2 separate regions of the Mus musculus genome follow, and region 2 is linked to region 1. Evidence: chromatin loops called from intact Hi-C (ENCODE). Cell type or tissue: left cerebral cortex. All regions are shown on one strand. Links, peaks and the distances in the headings refer to the core of each region. The heading gives the core; the rest is flanking DNA. Region 1 has its middle 110 kb from the start of Enkur. Region 2 has its middle 68 kb from the start of Gm13375.

What was found. Peaks named below come from ENCODE experiments on the same cell type or tissue, not always from the same donor. Only the 100,000 strongest peaks of a DNase experiment are listed, where the experiment ranks them.
Region 2: a loop joins it to region 1, with 8 times the contacts of the local background. A loop is called at or near these places in 2 of 42 quality-filtered maps.

Annotation. Positions count from the first base shown.
Region 1 is chr2:21,087,474-21,095,812 of GRCm38, forward strand. It overlaps the pseudogene Gm13377. Among named protein-coding and RNA genes, the nearest start is that of Enkur, 110 kb to the right of the region's middle. In left cerebral cortex, for the core only: no CTCF peak of the experiment used is centred there; DNase peaks (open chromatin) are centred at 3,866 and 6,902; H3K27ac peaks cover 331 bases.
Region 2 is chr2:21,032,236-21,040,574 of GRCm38, forward strand. No RefSeq gene overlaps it. Among named protein-coding and RNA genes, the nearest start is that of Gm13375, 68 kb to the left of the region's middle. In left cerebral cortex, for the core only: no CTCF peak of the experiment used is centred there; DNase peaks (open chromatin) are centred at 2,622, 3,422, 5,109, 5,493 and 1 more place; H3K4me3 peaks cover 718 bases; H3K27ac peaks cover 3,678 bases.

The sequences.
Region 1 (8,339 bases), core at 69-8,068:
GTAGGCAGATTTCTGAGTTTGAGGCCAGTCTGGTCTACAGAGTGAGTTCCAGGACAGCCAGGGCTATACAGAGAAACCCTGTCTTGACAAACCAGAGAGAGAGAGAGAGAGGGAGAGAGAGAGAGAGAGAGAGAGAGAGAGAGAGAGAGAGAGAGAGAGAACCAAAGAGAAATCACCCATCTGAATCAACAGGACTGTCACCAGAACCCAACCATGCCTTAGTTCTGTACTTTCCAGAGGGAAATACTTTTCTATTGTTTACATACCAGCCTCCAGTATTTTGTTAGTGAACGGTGAGCCGACTACTGAGGTACTTTAATAGACTAATTCGAAGAAGTGCTAACACAGCATCCATCCTTATAACAACTGCTGAACTCTAGGTCTCATGCTGACCCTTGAGTTGAGAGACCCCAAAGTGGTTATCCTAGCACACTTGGGGCCAGTGAGAAACTGCCTGAATCCAGAAAGCAACTCCAGCTTGTGCCTGTGACAATTTCAGTTGGGGAAAGTGATTACTGGTGCTTTCTTGGACCTGATCTTCCTGAGAGGTATAAGCTTCACCATGCCGTACTTTATTGCAAGTAACGAGGCCCTGGGTGAAGTGCTCTGAATAGGGGGTCACACTCCTGCAGTTGTTAATCGCCATCTCTAGCTATTGTGCTTGTTAAAGATCAGATGAAATGTGTTGCCAGCCCTGACAAGATTTCATGTTCCTCACCAAATTCCGTGCAATTGCTCGTCTGGAACAATTTACCCACTATCTCAAAATCTAGCTGATGTTCCTAGCATATACGAATTTCTAACCAAGCAGAACATAGGCTCGTAATGCTATCCCTAGATGGCTCCTTTGCAGCACATACTTTACACAGTGTGGGTCTTTGAAACTCAGATTTTCATGACAACTGAGCTAGATGCTTATGATGACTCACAGTCATTTTAAACACGTCACCATAATAGTCAAATCCTCACGTTCCGTTAGGGAATCCCAACCATGTTGCTGGAAGTATTCTGAATTGATCAGCAATGTTGTCTTTGTGGGTATTCTTAATTCACAGACCTCCACTCTGATGTTAGCGACACAGGGAGCTGCGAGTGGACCTTGATTTTATTTGGGAAACCAATGAAAAAAAATCCAGATGTGTCCGTCCATACTTGAAATCCCAGAACATGGGATGGAGACATGGTTCAGTGGTTGGAAGCATTGGGTGCTCTCACAGGGTAACAGGGTTTGATTCTAGGCACACACATGGTGGTTTGCAGCCATCTGTTGCTCCAGTTCCAGGGGAGCTAGTGCCCTCCCCTGGCCTCCACAGACACTGTATGCACACAGAGCACAGACTTGGTACACAGACAGACATACATGAAGCCAAAACACCCATACCATAAGATATAAGATAATAAATGTTAAAAAAGTCCCAGAACATGAGAGGCTGAGTCAGGAGGTCATAATTTCTGAATCTCAGCAAGTTGGTGTAACTTTGTCTCAAACAAAACAAAACAAAACAAAACAAAACAAAAACAAAACAAAACAGAACAAAACAAAATAGAACAAAACAGTTGAAAAAAAAGAGAGAAAACTTTAGCCTCTCCACTAATAGGCAGAATGCCAGTGTCCTTGTAGACGCAAGCAGCCTTTCTCCATTATATGTCAGATTAAGAGACTGTATTATAGTTGCTTATCTTTGCTGAAATGCTCTTTCATTTGAATGAGGGAGAAACTATACTGGGGACAAGCGAGAAATCTGACACACACACAAAGCTTTAAAGTAATATTACATAAATGTGTTGATCTGTGTTGTGGGTTCTTTTATCTTGTGGACAAATCTGACAAGGATATGAAAAGAATAAAGAGAAATGTATTCCAAAGGACATTGTTCTCTGCCAGCTTACTCTGTCCTTAAATCAAACACCACATTTCTTCTTTACTTCTACTCAAGATCCTTGAAGGGTTTAGAGTTGCAAAGGTTGATGATGGAAAAATTCAGATGCAAAAATTCCAATTGTTTTGAGGTTATATGAAGCATGAGCTACCAAGCCCCGGGCTCAGAGCTGCTAGCCTCTTGCTTTCTATTCCTCTGGAGCCCAGAAAACACAGACCCAGGCAAATGGCAGCTACCCTGATTCTTCCAGGGAAGGCAACAGAGCCTGATTGTCAGGCAAGCCTGACCTTGAACCTCAAGTGCTTCTGCCTCAGTCTCCCCTGTGTGAAGGTTATGGGCATGTGCCATCATACTGTTTTGTTTTAGAATTAAAAAGCAAGCAAGCAAGCAAACAAACAATCAAAAATGATAATACAGTTAAGGGGACAAAGATTCAAGTAGAACTTTTTATATATAAATAAGATCTCTCTCTATATATATGAACTGTATTTGGAAACCAATGACCCTGTTTCCTGGGCACATCACCAAAAGGGGAGATTACGTCTGGGACACTTTTTTTTTTCAGTTTTTCTTATTAATATTTTTTCTCTCTTTTTTTTAATTAGGTATTTTCCTCATTTACATTTCCAATGCTATCCCAAAAGTCCCTCATACCCCCCCCCATCCCCTACCCATCCACTCCCCCTTTTTGGCCCTGGCGTTCCCCTGTACTGGGGCATATAAAGTTTGCAAGTCCAAAGGGCCTCTCTTTCCAGTGATGGCCGACTAGGCCATCTTTTGATACATATGCAGCTAGAGACAAGAGCTCCGGAATACTGGTTAGTTCATAATGTTGTTCCACCTATAGGGCTGCAGTTCCCTTTAGCTCCTTGGGTACTTTCTCTAGCTCCTCCATTGGGGGCCGTGTGACCCATCCAATAGCTGACTGTGAGCATCCACTTCCGTGTTTGCTAGGCCCTGGCATAGTCTCACAAGAGACAGCTATATCTGGGTCCTTTCAGCAAAATCTTGCTAGTGTATGCAATGGTGTCAGCGTTTGGAAGCTGATTATGGGATGGATCCCTGGATATGGCAATCACTAGATGGTCCATTCTTTCGTCACAGCTCCAAACTTTGTCTCTGTAACTCCTTCCATGGGTGTTTTGTTGGGACACTTTTTCTAACAGTGTTTGAAGCTAAACTTTGAGACTTTCCACGTGAATAGCAAACCTTAAGTTATCACAGTACAAAGTAATTATGAGTCAAAAATCAATTTGTAGTTTAGGAAAAAAGTCTAACTCTCTAAAAATTCTTTAAATCATATGTCTTAGACATCATCATACAGTTTTACAGAGAATTAGTTGTATCTTGGTTTCTTTATGAATGCACATAACAGAAGATCACAATGAAAAATCCCTCTATTTAGGTGGTGGTGGCACACACCTTTAATCGCAGCACTTGGGAGGCAGAGTCAGGTGGATCTCTGTGAGTTTGAGGCTGGCCTGGTCTACATACAGAGTGACAGTCAGGGCTGCACTAAGAAACCCTGTCTTAGAAAGAAAGAAAGAAAGAAAGAAAGAAAGAAAGAAAGAAAGAAAGGAAGGAAGAAAGGAAGGAAGGAAGAAAGAAAGAAAGAAAGAAAGAAAGAAAGAAAGAGGAGAGAGGGAGGGAGGGAGGGAGAGAGAGAGAGAGAGAGAGAGAGAGAGAGAGAGAGAGAGAGAGAACCTCTATTGCTCATCTGACCATGCCAGACCTTTGCTTCCTTTTTTGGTGTCATTGAATGGGCCACAAGCAAGGCAGCACATTGCAAGGAACAAATGAAGTGGGTGTCTCTCCATTGGCATCATGCCAGCAATTGGAGGAGGGAAGGGAAGCAGCAGGCAAGTATGTGTTGTAATCAGAGATAAAAGGAGAAGGACAGAAGGATGCCTCTCAAAGGAAAGACCCAGTGCAATGATCCACCATGTGTCCTTGTTTTAAGTAGAAGCAGAACAACTTCTTTTCTAAAATTCCATTTGTCCTATTTTCTGGCAGTATCTGCTGTCGTAGCATCCAGTTCATCTGCATGCCCAGTGAGCTTTCTTTCTGAGTGTGGATGGACTCCCACCTCCACAACAGATGGTGGATGGATAACCACCTACTTCCCCAACAGATGGCTTCGAGGCAGAGTCCTGACAAGTCTTACCTGCAAGGGCCAGGGGCTGGGAATTCCATCAGGGATCTCCCTGACATGTCTGCACAATTAGCTGTGAAGCAGGTAGCTGTTAGCAGAGACTGGAAGCAGAGCAGAGGGCTCTGCACCAATCCAGTCCCTCCTCACAGCTGGCTCTGCCACTGGCAACAAAAACTACTGCCCAGAGGTGAGAGAAGAGAGCCAGTGGCTGAAGCGATAGTTATTCATCAAAGCTGCCAGTGGAACTGCATGGCAGTGGGACCAGACTGCCCAGGAGTTTTTCCCCCTTAATCTTTAAATTGCTCTATTGGAAAGCAACAATTCACATTCTAGTTAGGCATTAATCCCTTCCTGGTTTGATTGGCCAGCTCCTCAGGCCATGGAATGATGCCAACAGTTGACTGTTGTGGGGCCCTGGGGTTATTTTGATCTGCTCTATGGCCGCAGACTGCACCTTGAATTGCAGCTGGACTTTTTTAAAAAGTGTGTGTGTTGTCAGAACCTCAGAGAAGAATAGTTGTGAGTCTTCACCTTTGACAAGCTATATTTAATTGTCTGTGACATCAGAATCCTGGCCAGAATCTGGAAGCATAAATTCCTACCCTGTGCAAACTGTATCTTGGGGAAGGGAGCTTTCACCTGGGTGTTCCATGGGAAGTTCATCTTTACCTTTTTTTCACACTTGGACCAAACAAAAATGACACCTGGGCTAGGAACATTGCTAACACCCTGTGGCAAGGTCACAGGAATCATGCCCAGTGAGTTAAAGGAAGTGAAGGTTCTTCTAACATGAGCAGTGTGCACTCTTTCTCCTTCATTGCCTTGGTACTTGGACGTGAATGCTGGCTTAGCTGTTCATTCCTTTATTCTTTCAACAAACAACTGGCGATTTAAAGATGACTCTAACAGGTGGGATTGGCTACTCAGCACAGATCCTCTCATATAGTAGAGTTACAAAGTCTAGAGATTTTTAAGGATAAAGTGGATTTCATTCTTACTAAATTATTGAGTATCCCTTTTAAGTTGAAGAACAACACAGCAGATAATTGGTAACTCCTGTCCTCCCTCCCTCCCTCCCTCTCTTTCTTGCCTCCCTCCGTCTCTGAGACACAGTATCACTATATAGCTTCTGCTGGCCTCAAAGTTGCTATGTCGCTCAGGCTGAATTTGAATCTGCCACCCTTAAACTTTATCTTCTTTTTTGTTTGTTTGTTTGTTTTTGGTATTTTGAGACAGGGTTTCTCTGTATAGCCCTGGCTGTCCTGGAACTCACTTTGTAGACCAGGCTGACCTCAAACTCAGAAATCCACCTGCCTCTGCCTCCTGAGTGCTGGGATTAAAGGCATGCGATGTGTCACCACGCCCGCCTCAACTTTAGCTTCTTGAATGCCGGGGTTACAGGCATGTGCCACACCCCCAGCCTCTATTTATGTGATGACACACAGGCCTATTTACTTAGTTGAATAGTCACTGCAGGGCATGTTTATTATCAGTGCTCTTTTCTGTGTGTTACAAGTTAATACAAAGTTTATCAGCCATGCAAACAAGCACAATTCCAGTGCTCAAATAGTGAGTACTCAGATGCAGCCACACTACAGTGTTTATAGAGAATGTTAGATGAATGCCAGCATCGGGCCAATCATGGTCTGGGCTGACACACTGCTCCCTGGTTTATCTTTCTATTCTAAGCTTGTTCAGTAGTATGGTGCTCTGTGAAACCCCCAGCCCTGCCAGAGGAGGCTGTTGAGAAAACTGAACTATTTTATTCTTTGTAGCCTTGTCCTATTCTGTCAGCTGACAGTTTTAGCCTTTTAAAAATTACAAACTGAACTATTAAATTCTTAAAATTAATAGAATTTCCTCAGCTTGATAACCAAGGGAATTACCTCAGCATTGTGAGTGAGCTCTGTGCTCACAATGAAATCAATCTCTTTCCGTATACATATTTGCAAAACTAAGATTTTCTTCAGGATTCCTAAAGTTGACAAAAGCTGATGTTGTTGTGAAAAGTAGCCACATTTCTTCAGCACCAGATGGAACCCAGGGCCACCTTCACCGTAGGTAAATGCTCTACAACCTAGCTCTACTCCAGTCCTGGGAAGTACCCACTTCTGAGACAAGTTGTATATCGTGTATCTTCTTTGTGGTATCTCTCTTCAGATGTCTGTAAGCCAACTGTGCCATTCCATCAAGATCATGTGCACCAAAGAGCTCCCTGCAGGTTCTGAGGCAGGCATGCCAAAGCATATTAGGGAGGCACTCTGGCCAGCTGTGTAAAAGGCTGGGACACGTCAGGCTCACAGCTCTGTAGCTACAGCATTTTTTAGATCATCCTTTTTTAAAAAAATTATTTATTCTTTATTGTTGTGCTTGTGCACATGTGTCACCACTATATGTGCTTCTACCGAGGCCCCACTTTGTGGCCCCACTCTACCTATATGGTTCTGGGGATGGTCCTCAAGTTGCCAGGCCAGAGTGGCAAGCGCTGTTACCTGCTAAACTATCTCATCTCTTTCCTTCTCTACCTCCCTTTGCCTCACCTAACCTTCTTACCTGGATACATCCTAAGGACACACCTAAACTTCTAGAGGCTTTCAATGACTCTGGAGGTATCTATAGACACCCAAACGATGGCTTACAGAGAAGTGTGTCCTTACTGTGTCCTTTCTCCAGTGGAGCACTCTTCAGCCTATATGTGGACAATATCTAATATCTTGTGTAACACGCCAGTCAGTTCCTTTCTTTAGCCACTCTGGTCCATAGTATCAATTTCTCCCTGTATGCTGGTGAGTGTGTTTATTTTCATCTTTTACTAGGGTATCTCTACAGTACCGAGGATGTTCCTTCTAAACACCTACAACAAATCTTCACATGAGCATCCACAGGGTTCTTCAAAGCTGTACAAACCCATCTGTTTTTCCTGACTGAGTGTTTCTCCTGTGTTTCTGATCTCAGTAAAGGCTCATTTGATATCAGATGCTTCAGCCAGAGCCAGGGAGTTTTCTCTTTTCCTCCTACCAAACATGTCCAGCCAGCCATCTATTAATTCAACCACTTAAAGGAATTAATAGTTATTGATTATTTCATACTATTCTAAGAAAACAGGAAAGGCCTTGTAAATCATCCATACTGTGCTTGAATTGTAAGAAGTCAATGAATTCCTATGAGTCTTAGCAATGCAATCACTATTGCTTACTGCCTTGATCAGTCAGATGTTTGCTAAATACACGGATGACAGACAGATGAATGGCAGGACTCATGTATCTGTCAGTGTACATTGATTATTTATACATCCAAAAATATTTACCAGAAACACTGTCCAGCCCCTAGCCCTATCTATTGGGGCTGTTGCTTCAGCCTCTGGGACTTTTCAGGACTGCAACAACACAAGCCATTGTTCCCAGCATGGTGATCTGCCTGCTTATTGCATCTGGTTTATAGTGATAAAGAAGAAACAGCAGATGAATTTGGTTTCTTAGAAGCAAATAAAATAGGATTTGAAGAAAATAGATTGGAGGCAGAGAGGAGACTTGCAAGTGGATGAGATATAATGTACCTGAAAACAGTTGACCAGCCATGGGTGCCCCTGCCAGCCTAGACTTCTGATGAAAGCCAACAGCATGGAGACTACGATGCCTTCTTTGAAGGTAGTCCATGCCTCTGTAGGCTTGCGTTAGCACCTGATTCAAAGGCAGCAGAAGCCCAGGCAAAGCCATGGTGTGAGCATTGAGCATCCCTCACTCAATATCTTGAGAAGCAAGTCTCCATCACACTCATAGAATGGCAAAGTGATCTTAGCTTCAAAAGAAATAGGCTTAATGTTCAAATAATAGGCTAGTCAGTGTCCTCAAATGCAAACAATCAAGGTGAATAGATAATTGAAATGTGACAATATCAGAATGAAAAATGGGACATGTAGCCCAAACTTAAGATGATATCATAGATGGCTATTGTCATTTTGTATACTTCAAACATGAAGAAATTAAAAGGGTGGGGAAGGAAGGGAGAGAGGAAGACTTACCTCAAAAGTTGTCTCATTACACAAACATGTACTTTTCTGTTATGTTGTTATGTTGTTGTAGGGTATGTTTGTCATGTGTTAAACACTGCCATTTCTCATGCTTATTTGACATTCCCCCTTCATATATATATACATATGAATTCACAGAGATGATATATGTATATATGATAAATACTACATATATGATATACAATATACATATATGATATATGTGTGATATATAAAATATGTATGGTACATATATATGATATATGCCATATATATGTCAAAACACACATATGAATCA
Region 2 (8,339 bases), core at 203-8,202, 55 kb before region 1:
GTCAGAGTGTGTGGTGCAACATGCCAGAAGGCAGCATGAAAGAGGGAGAGGGGGGAGAGAGAGATAGAGAGAGAGAGAGAGAGAGAGAGAGAGAGAGAGAGAGAGAGAGGGAGAGAGAGAGAGAGAGAGAGAGAGAAAGGGGTGGAAGAAAGGAAAGGAGAAGAGTCTCACAGTTTCCTGGAAGGCCCAATTATCCAAAACCTCTCAAAGGTCCCTGTAGCCAGTCTTTGGCTACTTTGTGGGCTCTTCTTTCTTCCATCCTTCTCTACTCTTTTCCCACCCATTAAACCCCCTAACATTAGATAAGAGAGATAAAATGATAGAGAGGAAAGGAAAGAGATCCCTGAATAAAGTCATGGAAAGGGGGCAATGCTATTGTCAGACTACTTCCTGCTGAGTACAGGCATTACAGTTCCTTGGGGCAAGTTTGGTCTTTGTCATCAGGTTATCTAATTTCCTCCTCTTCTCATTTCTTCTTTATGCATGACTACTTAACAAACTGCTACCACCAACAATCAACAAACAACCAATCAACAACCTACCTCTTGGGGCCCTGGCATCTATATACCCTCTGAAAAGTTCCCAGAATTACAAACATCAAACAATTGCAGAAGCTATCTGCAGCTGGCAAAATCATGCCCCTGCTAGAGCCTGAGGCAAATCATAGTCAGCTGCTGCAGACAACCCAAAGCAGCCCCACAGCCCCACACTCAGGCTTAAAATGAAAACATATTCTTATGCTATTTCTGTGTTTTGAAAAGAAACCAAAATTCAACAATTCTCACTACATGTCTCATTACAAGTTTCCAGAATCTTCTATTAGCATCAACCCAAGAAACATACCTTCAGTACATGAGCCTTTGGAAGACGTTTCAAAACCAAACTGTAGCACCTTCCATAGAAATGCTTGTCAGTTGTTGAAAAAGATTTTTGTGAAACACATCACTGAGATAAAAAGAATACTCAGAGTTAATGAAGGAAAATGCTAGAATGAAGTATTTACACATCACCATATATTTGTATATTGTATGTAATATCCTTGATTAATACTAACTAGCAAGGAGTTCACATCTATTATCTCATTTAATCCTACACCAACACAGAAGTAGGAATTAACTCCATTTATTTGAAGCCCGGTAGGTTAGACCATTGGTTAGTCAGTGAAAAACCTAGACTCAAGCACAAGCCTGCTTGTTTCTGAAGCCTGTGCCCTAACTCCACCTCCTATGCCAGAAAACAGTGGGGAATCTTTTAATGGAGAAAGGGGTTGATTTTGTTTTTTTCACTGTAAGTAGGACTTTTTGAGAGGCAAAATGATGCATTAATAACATAGAGGCTGAGCCAGGGAGTGGCGCTGAAGGGAGATATGGTCAGTTTGTGCTGGTTAGAAAGTGAGTGTGCACTTAGAGTACTGCTGAGGTTGCTGGGCTGGGAGGAAATGGTGTGGGAGAGGGATGAGCAGGGCGAGGTATACAAAGCAGAAGGGATCACTCACACCATCACAACAGTTAATGTGGAGGCAGGAGCAAAGCCAGGGGAAGGCTGGGATTCCTAAAAAGCCATGGAGCCTCTGGAGATGGGCCAAGCGTGTGTCCAGAAGTCAGGCAAGCACACAGAAGTGTCTGTGGTACCAAGACAAAGTGGGACAAAGTGCGCAGCAGCCAGGACTTCACTCAACCTGTGGGCCACCCAAATTCATCAAGCCAATAAGAAACCTTGTGTTTTGCTCTGCAGGGACCTGGGTGGGAACTCAAATCCTGGACTAGGGTTGAGCACAGAGTAATAGAATGGAGTAGATACCTTGTGAACATGCTTATATGCATCTTCCTATGTGCTTTGGGAAATAACATAGTTGAACAATTGTTGGATAGTTCGTTTTAAAGAAAATCTATGTACTTTTGGCCTCTTACATAGCTAGTATTTAGTTGGTTGTCAAGATGATGAATCCAATTCAATTTGATCTTGAGGTCCTCACCAGCCTTAAGGGTCTCTATATTAAAGAATTATTCTAACTGAAAAAGACTAGTGTCTAGTAGCTATAAAGTAATACAAACAAACAGGAAAAAATTCAGAGGAAAGATCTGTATTTTTTGTAAAACATCTTAGTTTTAAACTTTGGGAGGCTTACATACATTCAAGAACCTAGGAACACTACACAACGAATTACTTAATATATTTTGGAAATGAAGAAGCCTAACTCCTTTATTACAAAAATGAAACAGGCTGGAGCGTATGTAGCTCAGACGTAGCACCTGCGGTAGCATGTGGAGGCCTCAGGTTCGGCTTCTGACACAAAAGGCAAAGAAGAGGAAAGGGGGAAGAGGAGCAGAAGAACGACGTAGGGGGAGGAAGATAAGAGGAAGAAGGGGGTGGGAAGCAGGAAGCAGAGAGGAGGTGGAAGAGGGGCAGGAAGGCGTAGCTGGCTGCCTAGGGAAGCAATGTTGTGGGTAGAGAAGGTTCAGTCCTCTGGCCTCCCCTCTTCATGTAGACCCCAGCCCAGAGGGGGCTCCTTCTGCCTGGAGGCTGCGATCAGAAGCTGCAGACTAGCTACTGAGCTAAGAGCCAGCTTCTTCGGTGCTGCTTTTGGGATCGTCTAGAACAGATCTTACTCACTCTCACTTGGACTCTGCCTTAAACACCCACACAGCAGCGATGGATGCCAGCGCAGGAGGGAAGAGCAGGGAAGCTGCGCTCCCCTCCCCAGGACGCTCGCTCTTCCTAGTTTCACTTTACAGGTGGGCTTCCCCTCCCCTTTTTTGAAAACCAAGAAGACATACTTCTCCAGATGAGGGAGGACATGCACTAGTTGCTGTTTTCAATGGATTTTTAAAGAAACACGCTGCTCCTGCCCGAAAACTGGGAATTTATAAAAATCCCATCACACCTAGACAGGGAGAATTGTTTGATCTTGATGAAATCCAGCAGTGGAAGAAGAGGGTCATATGTGGGTTTTTTCGGTTGCCCTGAGCCAAGAGGTTTCCAGTCATTTCTCACCGCTGTGGAGAAATGTAAAGCAAAATAAACTTAAGGGGTTAAAATCCTTTCTGAGGAAATATTTATTTATAATCCTGATAGCAAACACATACCAAAATTTATCATCTTAAGCATTTTCAGTGTATACAGTGTACAACCAGAATTCTAGAATTTTTTTATTGGCAGAAATGAAACTCCATAGCCAATAAACAGCCAGTCTCTGACAAATAACCATTCTCTCTGTTTTCTATGGCTTTGCTTATATCTCATAGACATTTAGATGCCTTGTAGGAGCAGAATCACATAATATTTGTATTTTCTGTGAATAGCTTCTTTCATTTGGTTTATTTTCTTCATGGTTAATTTATGTTGCAGCCTGCAACAGTCTCCCCCACTGCCCTTTCAGGCTGTTCTCACACTCCCTATGTAGCCAAGAACAACTTGAATGTCTAATCTTCCTTTCTCCACCCCTTGTGCCAGAATTACTGGTGTGTGCCATCATTTCCCATTTATGAGTTACTGGGGAACCAAACTCAGGGCCTCATGCATGCTGGGCAAACAGTCAGCCAATGGAGCAACATCCCCATCTCTTGTTGTTGAATATGCATATGTATATGAATCCTATATTTTGTTTACTTATTCATCCATCGATGCCCTTGACAGGTGATTGGGTTGTTTGTATTTCTTAGAACATTTGCTGCTATGAATATGGGTGTTCTAGGAAATGGTAATTTCTTAAGCTGAGGTACTGTGTTGCCCAGGGAAGAATGAGCACAACTTAGATCTTGCCTGGAGGAGAGGTGCTCAAGACACTTTCTGGAATCACTGACACGTCAAACTATGCCAAGACCTCAAAGAATGTTGGCAACATCTTCAGTGTGTTTGCCCGCTTCCTTCAAAACCAAACAAATTATTTTAAACAAGATCACTTTCCTTTTTGGACTTGTTGACAGTGGTTAGTATTTAATGAAGTACGCTGAAATAAATACTACAAAGGATATAGAAACAGGATATTGATCAAAGACTTCTAAACCACCATGTTTGGCCCATCCATTTATTAGTAAGCCAGACTAGTTCCATGGAAAGATAATTTTAAAGTACTTTTTGTGGAACATATGATTTATAACAGTACTAACTTATGAACATCCTTAATAGGATGTTAACATCGTCATATTACAAAGTCATTTTGATCTTTTTAAGTACCTTGAACCAATTATCACTCCATTGTTAAACCAGGTTCATTACCAATTTTTTTTTAACTCCTGGGCTTCCCCGTGTACCCATCTCTACCCCCTGAATATGCAAATGAAAACTTGTGGGGAATGGTGGCTGCACTTGGTGCTCTTTCTCTTCTGCCTGGAGTAATAATGGTAGAAAGGTTTACATTTACAAATGTATTCCTTCCCAGCAGCAAGCTTGCTCTCCCTGTTGCTATTGCAAAGAATAAAGAGAGCCGAGACTAAACCACGAATGTAAGACAACCCAGAAGGTTATTAGGACCCTCCATCAGCATGAATATTATGCATATTTTATTCCTGTCTGCAGAACTGTGAGACAGAAAGGGTGAGAAACACATGTAGGCAGAGCAGTTTACCTAGAGATGCATTTTGGAAAACATAAATCTTATCTTTTTATAGTAGTTATCAGAGACCACAAAGATCTCTTAATAGAAATTTCTCTATAAGAAATAGGATTCTAAATCAGGTATATAAACTGTAATCCCAGCTCCTAGGAGACTGAGGCAGAAGTATGGTTATAAATCTGAAGCCAGCCTGAGCTACAGTGTGAGATTCTGTCCCAAGAACACAACCCAACCAAAGCCAACAAAAAGGACACTGCATTCCCCACTGACATGTAAGACACAAGAATTTTATGTCTTTGAATTCAATGTCCAATTATCTCTGGTTTTCATTTTTCTTAAGATCAGATCAACTCTGAGCAGATTAATATCACAGATTCAGGAACCGATCACTGCAAAAGTTTATGTGCAAAATTTGACCAAGTTTCTGCATGTGTTCATCCTTACTGGGAGAATGAAAATCTCTTGAGTACACAAAGAGAGCAGCCACTCAGAGGGAAACGGAAGGCTGCCAAGTGCAGAGGCGCTGTCCAGAAAAACCACTGATTGTAAAGAACACTCTCTCTCCTCTCTCTCCTTATATAAGCGACCAGATGTTGTTGAACTGAAGTGTTTTAAAAAGCTCATGAGTCATAGAGAACAGAGGCCTCTGAGCAGGGCTTAGCAGAATTAGCTGAAGCACGCTGTGATTTGCGTGATGAGCAACTCCTAAGTGACAAGTCGATTCTGTACCAAACGATTGAAGAATTCTGCGTTATAAATGCACATGATATTGAAAGCAAATGCTGGGTTAGTGAAGGAGAACTCTGTAAACACTGTGTAATCAACAAACAAACAACTAAATCAGGCCCAATCCAGATCTAATACCCTGGAAGGCATTTTGATTGTATTTTATGCGTGTATAGGTATCAGAGTTTATTTCTGTCCAGGTGGGGAAGACAGATGACGGGAGTGTGAGGCAGCTGGCCAGTCACCTTTCCTACACATCCAGGAAGTCAAGAGCCACAAATGTTCTACTTGGCTTGCTTCCTTCTTCACATTCAGCCCAGGGCCCTTGGGGAGGGAATTATGTCATCCACATTCTCACAGACCACCTCACAGACAAGCCCAGGGTTTTATCTCCTAGGAAGTCCTAACTTCATCCAAGTTTGACGAACTAGGTTAATTACCACAGTGGATATCTCCATGCATATTTTAAAAATAAGAAAAAACTGCCTTTGACCTTTGTCCATTCAAAAACCTTGATAGTTTACGATAGTTGAAAGGACATCAGGAGATCTAGACTTACAGTTTTCAAAAAGTGCAGCTGCAGTCTGGTCCACATGGGAAAGAGGTGGAGATATAATTCAGAAATGCAACATATTAGAAAGAAAGGTGTCTAAGCTCATGGTAACTTGGTGGCTCAATGTCAAATGTTCAGGTTCCACTAAGGCTACCTTTTAAAGGAAGAGCAGTTGTCTGTAAATGACAGCAGAGTCATGAGTCTCTGTGATTCACGTACAAGGCCCTGCCAAAGGTTCCAAGCAGCGTCCGCACCTTCCATGAGCCACAGGGCCTGCTGGATTGTATGGAAGCCTCCACAGTTGCCTGGACCTGTAATAGAGCCTTCTATTCCACGTTCCGCTAAAAACTAGTAGCTTTCAGAGTCATTTGGCATATGGCTGGAGGAAAACACCAGGATGAGGAACGTGCTCCACCCATGATCCAAAGAGGCCCACTAGCCGTTGTGCTTCCTTCCTGGTGGTGAGAAGGGGAGGTGAGACAACTTATTCTTCATTAGAAAGGATATCTCTGCATGCCTCACATTGCCTAGAAATTTTACTGTGAAGCCCTTGAATTTCCGTTGGATTTATTTCCCATTCTTTGATGCAAATCTCATATTTACATATTTTACATATAATCACTGTGCTGAGTAGTTTTATGTTAATTTGGCATAAGCTAAAGTCATCGGAGAGGAGGGAACTTTAATTAAGAAAACCTCCATAAAATCTGGCTATTGGCAAGCCTGAAGAGCATTTTCTTAAATAGTGATGGATGGGGGAGAACCCAGGCCATTATAGGTGGTGCCAGCCCTGGGTTGGTGGTCCTGGGTGCTGTAAGAAAGCAGGCTAGGGCAAAGCGGGTTAAGCAGCATTCCTCCCTGGTCTCTGTATAGGATCCTGCCTCCAGGTCCTGTCCTGGGTGAGGTTCTGCCCTTGCTGCTTTTGATGATGAATTGTTACATGGAACTGTGAGAGAAACAAACCCTTGAAACAAGGTGGGAGTTGAAGACTGGTTTCCAAAGTTGTGCTGACTCCTACATACAGGTGTCTGCATTCACACACAAATTCATGCACACACAGATTTTATACACACACATTTTACACACAAATAAACTCACAAAGAATATACATATGTAGATATGTTTTTATTCACATATTATAACCATTAAATAATCAATTTCTTCACTGATCTTATTTTAAGAAATGCATAGGACACACCTTTTCTGAGGGGGATGAATTTTCTGAAGGTAACATATACTCATCCCTCTTGAATTTATGATATGATGTTACCATTCTTCTATCAAGTTGTGATTGACTGCTTCCTACTTTAGTAACTATGAACTACAAAAAAAAAAAAAATGTGGTAGAAGTGAGTCTGCCATATAAAATGCACTGTAGGCCCTGCCCTTTGGCTTTAGAACTCAGCCGCCATGTTTTGAGGAAGATGGAGCCTTGTGGAAGGGGAAGATGGGAGATAGCCCCAGCTAAGACTCCAGCTGATTGCTAACAGTAAAACACAACCTTTCAGGTCAGGGTTTCTAATGTGACTTCCTATGAGAAGAGAAGAGTCCCATGTCTCCCTGCCCACTGTGGTATCACCAGCCACCGCAGGTTACAGGGCAGGAGTAGCTCAGCTAGCATGAATGAGAAAGTGCACTGCTACTTTTATTTAGCATTCACTCAATCACACACAGTTAATGGTTGCTCTGCTGGACAGTTTGATGCCATGTGGCTGAAGCTCTCAAACTTTAGGTTTTCCGTCTGAAGCATCAGACCTCACAGAAGAGAGGCAGCCACACTACCCCTCTCCCAGACACAAGACATGCTAAATAAACACCCATTGTTGATTTAAGGCCTCAGTCTAGAGACATTTACTACAAAGTGTCTTAGTTAGGGTTGCTATTGATATGATGAAACATCATGACCAAAAAGCAAGTTGTGGAGAAAAGAGTATCTTTGGCTTTCATTTCCTAGTTGTGGTGGTTTAAATGAAAATGGCCAGGCTGGTGAGACAGTTCAATGGGTAAGAGCACTGACTGCTCTTCTGAAAGTCCTGAGTTCAAATCCTAGCAACCACATGGTGGCTCACAACCACCTGTAATGAGATCCCCTCTGGTGTGTCTGAAGTCAGCTACAGTGTACTTATAATAATAATAAATAAATCTTTGGGCTAGAGCGAACAGGGACTGAGCTAGCAGGGTTGACCAGAGTGAGCAGAGGTCCTAAAATTCAGTTCCCAACCACGTGAAGGCTCACAACCATCTGCACAGCTACAGTGTACTCACATAAACAAACAAACAAACAAACAAATATATATTTTTTTTAAAAAGAAAAGAGAAGAAAATGGCTGCCACAGACCCATAGGGAGTGGCACTAGTAGGAGCTGTGACCTTGTTGGAGTAGGTGTGGCCCTTATGGAGGAAGTGTGTCCTGTGGGTGGGCTTTGAGGTTTCAGATGCTCAAGCCAGGCCCAGTGTCATTCTCTCTTCCTGCTGTCTGTTGATCCAGATGTAGAACTCTCAGCT